2 separate regions of the Homo sapiens genome follow, and region 1 is linked to region 2. The links are chromatin loops, found by intact Hi-C in ENCODE. Cell type or tissue: gastrocnemius medialis. All regions are shown on one strand. Links, peaks and the distances in the headings refer to the core of each region. The heading gives the core; the rest is flanking DNA. Region 1 overlaps SDAD1-AS1 (SDAD1 antisense RNA 1). Region 2 overlaps ART3 (ADP-ribosyltransferase 3 (inactive)).

Region 1 (2,923 bases), core at 171-2,670, 91 kb after region 2:
CTATCTGTAGTTGTTTTATCCTTACGGGGAAACTGGAAAGTTGCCTTCTTATTGGAAAGGAAGATAAAGAGAGACTACAATCACAGATACTTTAGGTACTGTCTCGTTTTTGGCCTATATAGACAGGAGATGAAATTAAATGAGAAAGAAAAACAGGCAACACTTCTTAATAGGGAGTGGAATTAGCTCCCAAGTCATCACAAGCCAAGAAGTCACTTGAGGCATTTTGATACCCACATTGGTTTAAAGTTCTCAGGAGGGAACTTTCAACTTTGGACCCTACATTTTAAGGAGATGAATAAATCACAAAGGAACAGTCTAATCTAAGTCCATTAATAAGATTATGAACTGGGGCAAACTGACAAAAGATTAGAGGGAAAGGTGTCAAGTTATACATAACTAGTTGCTTTCTTTAAAAGTCTGCTATACAGATTAAAAAAAAACTCTTCCTTTAGATATAATATACTGTTTCAAGTCAACTGTTTTAATAAAGAATTTGTTTTGCTCAAAGAAAAAAAGAAGGAAGGACTTGCTGGTATCTCCATCTCCAGAAAACTAAATCTTGGCCTCTGCCTTCTGGTAGAGTATAGGACCAAGTAGGTACAGCCATCTACCACCAGCTTTCTTTAACCATTGGAGTAGACAACCTGCATTTCCTCTGGAATGAAGAACTAAAAATCACAATCTATTAGGTAAGAGGATACATGTCAAAATAAACTATATAACAGAGAGGGAAAAAATGTGTTGCTTAGAAAAAGAAATGCCAGCAATCACTTCTGCAATACTGAAAGCCTCAGAATTTACCTCAGGGCAGATGTCTCTTTTGTATGGAGCCTTTGATTAGGGAGAGATGGGCCTAGGACTTTTGATGGTATGGAAGTTAAAGCAAAACTAAGCTAAATTTCTCTGAATAATGGGGAAACAGGGATGATCTCTGCCAGCTAGGGAGAATGTTGGGGACCTTGGATCAGCAAAAAGAGAGGCAGTGGAGGTGGATGAGAAGCGAGGGCCTGTACCAATGACAAAATCTATCAGCCCTGATAGATTTGTCCAGAGGCAAGGCCAAAAGTTTTCGCTGCCCACAGGAGCAAAGAAATACATGGGCTTGTGGGGAAAACTCATAACAAAGCTGTAAAAGAGAGAGAGGAGGAAGAAAGTACAATAAAAGGCCGGGTGCGGTGGCTCACGCCTGTAATCTCAGCACTTGGGGAGGCCAAGGCGGACGGATCACGAGGTCAGGAGATCGAGACCATCCTGGCCAACATGGTGAAACCCCGTCTCTACTAAAACTAGAAAAATTAGCTGGGCGTGGTGGCGCATGCCTGTAATCCTAGCTATTCAGGAGGCTGAGGCAGGAGAATCGCTTGAACCAGAGAGTCGGAGGTTGCAGTGAGCCGAGATCGTGCCACTGCATTCCAGCGTGGCAACAGAGTGAGACTCCGTCTAAAAAAAGAAAGAAAGAAAGAAGAAAGAAAATGCAATAAAAAATTAAATTAGCTTTAAGGACTATAATTCTTTATGAGATTTCTGTTTAGTTTGTGGGCATGTCAAATCATGTAATTTTCCCGTTAACAAGAAAAGCATGAGCTCCCTCTAGTGGCTAATCTAACAGTTTTTTTAAACAATAGGCCAAACATCGCAGCTCCCACCTGTAATCCCAACATTTTGAGAGGCTGAGGCGGGAGGATCACTTGAGCCCAGAAGTTTGAGACCAGCCCAGGCAACATAGCCAGACCCACCCACCCGGTCCCTCATTTCTACAAAAAAATTTAAAAATTAACCAGGCATGGTGGTGCACACCTATAGTCCCAGCCACTTGGGAGACTGAAGCAGGAGGATAGTTTGAACCCAGGAGGCTGAGGTTACAGTAAGCCATGATTGTGCCACTGAACTCCAGCCTGAGTGACACAGCAAGACCCTGTCTCAAATAATAATAATAATAAAACAATATATTTTAATCAGAAAAGGATGAAGACATGACTGGCTTTTCCGAACACAGTCAATATCATTGGTTTCTAATGAGAAAGGTAATAACAAGGATTCACACGTTAGTCACTTACTGATTTTCAGGTAAATTTTATCTGCGTTTGTCCAAGATATTTTAAGTTCCTGCTTTAATAAATCACACAGTTGAAGAATTGGAAGTCATTAGAGATTATCCATGCATTCATTCATTCATTCAACAAATATTAACTGATTACCTATTATATGCATGCATTGCTCCAAGTGTACAGGATAGACAATGAACAAAACAGTCTTCATTAAGCTCATATTCTAGTGCATAAAGACAGGCAATAAACAACTAAACTAGTAAGTATACGATATATCAGAGACGGATAAGGGCTTTGGAGAAAATGAAGCAGGGGAAGGGAGTGTGGGGTGAGCAGAGGGCTGTGAGGTCAGGGAAGACATCTCTAATAAGTTGTCATTTGAGCAGAGACTTGACAATGAGAGAGCAAGGCTTGTGGCACTTGAATCAGAGGAAACAGCAAGTGTGAAGGCCTGAAGTTTGACACATTTAAGGCAGCTAGGGGATCATTGCAGGGTTGAAGGGGCGCAGAGTAAGCAAAGGGGAGAGTGATGGGAGAGGAGCCCAGTGAGATAGTGTGGGGTCAGATCATATAAGGTTTTGGGCTGCTATAACAAATTACCACAGACTCGATGACTTCAACAACAAACATTTATTCCTCACAGTTCTGGAGGCTGGCAAGTCCAAAATCTAGGTGCCAGCAGATCTAGTATCTTAGTATTTGATGAGGCACTCTTCTTGATTTGCAAACAGATGTTTTCTCGTATCCTCACATGGCAGAGATCAGAGAGAAAGGAGGTAAGCTTTCTTGTGTCTCTTCTTACAAGGATGATAATCTCATCATGAGGACTCCACCTTCATGAACTAATTACCTCCTAATACCATCCCATTGGG
Region 2 (2,923 bases), core at 336-2,835:
AGATCCAGCTTTGCAAATTTATGATGTCATCAAACAGAATGTACTATGATATAACATGTAACTTTGAAACTGAGTTCCACCTCAAGCTAGTAGTTCACCCAGTGTCTGACAAATATCAAGTATGGCGGTGTCTGTTTTGAAATTTAAAAATATTCCTTGGCAGCCTGGTGAATTTGCTATAGCATTCAGGGACATTTCAGCCACTGTTTAGAAGTACGAATTTCTTATGGTGTTGGATATGTCACTTCCTATTAGGCCTAGAGACATGGATCTTATTGATGTCTCAATCTTAGACAATCCCAGACAACAGTACAGAAACTTTGCTACTCCCAGGAAATGCTAAAGAAAGGTGCCAATCAGAACCAATGGAGATACTTAACATTTAATAAGCACACAAGGGCTGGGGTAGATTTATAACAAATAAATCTGGATAGTCCTGTAGGCTCACCTTCTTTCCCCCTTTTGATGGCTTAGCAGAGAGCTGGCTCAACAGGTCTCAGTAAACTCTACAAAATAATACTACTAGCCACTGGAGTCTACAGGCTCCTCCTTTCTATCAAGGCTACTTTCCAGCCAGGGAACAATATTCCCTGGCCCTCTTACTCTATAAATTATGTAGAGCATTATACAGGCACGCCTCTCTCTATGGAAACATTGACCAAAATGCCAGATAATCTCTGCCTACTCTGTTCAGTAAAAAAAAAAAAAGAGAGTTCAGGGGATGATATGTGCTCTACTATTTCTCTGCATATAAATTTTCTTCCTATAAACCTAGTATATTTGCCCTGTAGGGTGCAGGGAGCCCCAAAGCCATGGCTTCCCACCAGGTATTTATAATTCATTCACCGTCCTCCCAATTGAGGTATAATTTTCCAATGGAGTAATTTTTTTAAGAGATGGGTGTCTCATTATGTTGCCCAGGCTGCACCTGAATCCCTCGGGTCAAGGGATCCTCTTGCCTCAGCCTCCCCAGTAGTTGGGTCTACAGGCACACACCACTGCACCCAGCCCCAATGGAGTAATTTTTAATGATAATGGATGTAGCTTGATTATACAGCTAACATTTCAACTTTATCGCATTTTCTAGAAAAATAGCATAAAAGTTAGTTAACCTGGGCTAATTTTCTATTGAGGAAGGAGAAAGGTTTCTGTTACTCCTTTTCACTCACATCAGCTTGGATTAATACCAAGATTAATGTCTATGACCACCAGGAACTATATTATCTAAAGAGATGTTGATATTCTCTCTGCTTCCTAACGAACAAAGTTTTCAGCTAACTAGTTTTTGAAAAACTCACAATATATATTTATCTTGGAAATCACAGGCAAGTTTAAAACATTGTGGGACTATGTTTAGCACACTAAACGTAACGCAGTAAAAATTTTTTTTACCCCTTTTAGAAACATTGTCTTTTTTTAATCCAAAGGCTCAGTTATATCCAGTCACAATGGAACAAGATTCTCACTACATTCTCCTTAGCTAGGGCTCTTAAAACACTTGGCCATTGTTCTTCACACTGTTTCAAACTGCCTGTCTTTAAAGGTTACTCCAGGGAGTTTTTGATCCTGACTTTCCATCTCTAGATGGCGGCAGAGGACTCCAGCCCAGGGTTAAATCAACACACTCGAGTACAATGGCTGACTGTCATAGCTCCCTAAACACATGGTACACGTGCGCCTCCACAATGACCCGCACTTCTCCACGCGGGTCTGAACTCTGGCATTTTCAGAATCAATCCAATAGAACCTCTTTGGTTCTTTCATAATCCCACTCACAAACATGGAGTCTGTGGGCTCCATTGCCCACCTCAGCCCATCAACCAGACCCCTGTGCTACATTTAGCTTGTAGCCACTGCAGCCAGGGCTTTGATATAACTAACGGTTCCACAAACGGCATCTGGCCAAAGGCATCAAAAACACCAAAAGCGGTACCATTTCTGTCAGCCCAGCTGCAGCCGGGTTTTTGGCTGTGCTATGCTGATAAAGTTTCACAAGATTGGTGTAGGGAGGGAGGGAGACCCTGGTTTGCAGTGTTTTCTGATTTCCATGGTATAACTCTAAACTATGGCCAATTTCAGGCTACTGTCACATAGGGGGAGCAGGAAAGAAGACATGCATACCCACGATCAGTTCCCATGAGCTCGTCTAAACTGGCCCCAGCTGGCTTGGTTTTGGGTCAGGTCCAATGTATGGTTGGTGAGAATGAGCACCTTTCCTTTTTTAAAAACTGAATTTTATTGTGTATATTTAAGGTTTACATGAAACCATGAAATACATATGGATAGTAAAATGGTTACTATAGTGAAGCAAATTAACATAGCTATCATCTCACATATTTTTGTATATGTAGCAAGAGAGCTAAAATCCTTATTTAAGTAAAATACAATTTTACTGACTTTAGTCCTCATGTTACACATTAGATCTCCAAATCTGTTCATCCTACCTGTCTGCTATTTGGTATCCTTTGATCTACATCTCTTCAGTTCCTCTCCCCACACCTGTGGTAACTACTGTTTCATTCTCTCGTTTTTGATCTCATATATATTCCACATATAACTGAGATCATGCAATAGCTTTCTGTGTCTGGCTTATTTCACTTAGCCTAATGTCCTCCAGGTCCATCCATGTTGTGGCAAATGGCAGAATCTCTCTCTTTTTTTAAGGCTGAATAATATCCTATTGTATATATACCTCATTTTCCTTACCCCCTTGTCTGCTGGTGGACATTTAGGTTGTTTCTATATCTTGGTTACCGTGAATAATGCTGCAGTGAACATGAGAGTGCAGATATCTTTATGAGGCGGTGATTTCAACTCTTTGGGGTATATACCCAAGAAAGGGATTACTGGGTCATATGGTAGTTCTGTTTTTCTGCGGGGAGGGAGCGGGGGGGGGGACTCTTGTTGACCAGGCTGGAGTGCA

The links. A loop is a pair of places that touch in the nucleus more often than their neighbours do. Peaks named below come from ENCODE experiments on the same cell type or tissue, not always from the same donor. Only the 100,000 strongest peaks of a DNase experiment are listed, where the experiment ranks them.
Region 1: a loop joins it to region 2, with 9 times the contacts of the local background. A loop is called at or near these places in 36 of 110 quality-filtered maps.

What each region holds. Positions count from the first base shown.
Region 1 is chr4:75,994,626-75,997,548 of GRCh38, reverse strand. SDAD1-AS1 (SDAD1 antisense RNA 1) reads right to left here. Exons shown (of 3, transcript NR_125906.1): 2 at 805-1,443. Among named protein-coding and RNA genes, the nearest start is that of SDAD1, 5.1 kb to the right of the region's middle. In gastrocnemius medialis, for the core only: a CTCF peak has its summit at 1,578 (motif pointing left); no DNase peak of the experiment used is centred there.
Region 2 is chr4:76,086,034-76,088,956 of GRCh38, reverse strand. The region is part of intron 3 of ART3 (ADP-ribosyltransferase 3 (inactive)); the gene reads right to left. Among named protein-coding and RNA genes, the nearest start is that of ART3, 13 kb to the right of the region's middle. In gastrocnemius medialis, for the core only: a CTCF peak has its summit at 1,583 (motif pointing right); a DNase peak (open chromatin) is centred at 1,626; H3K4me3 peaks cover 478 bases; H3K27ac peaks cover 2,500 bases.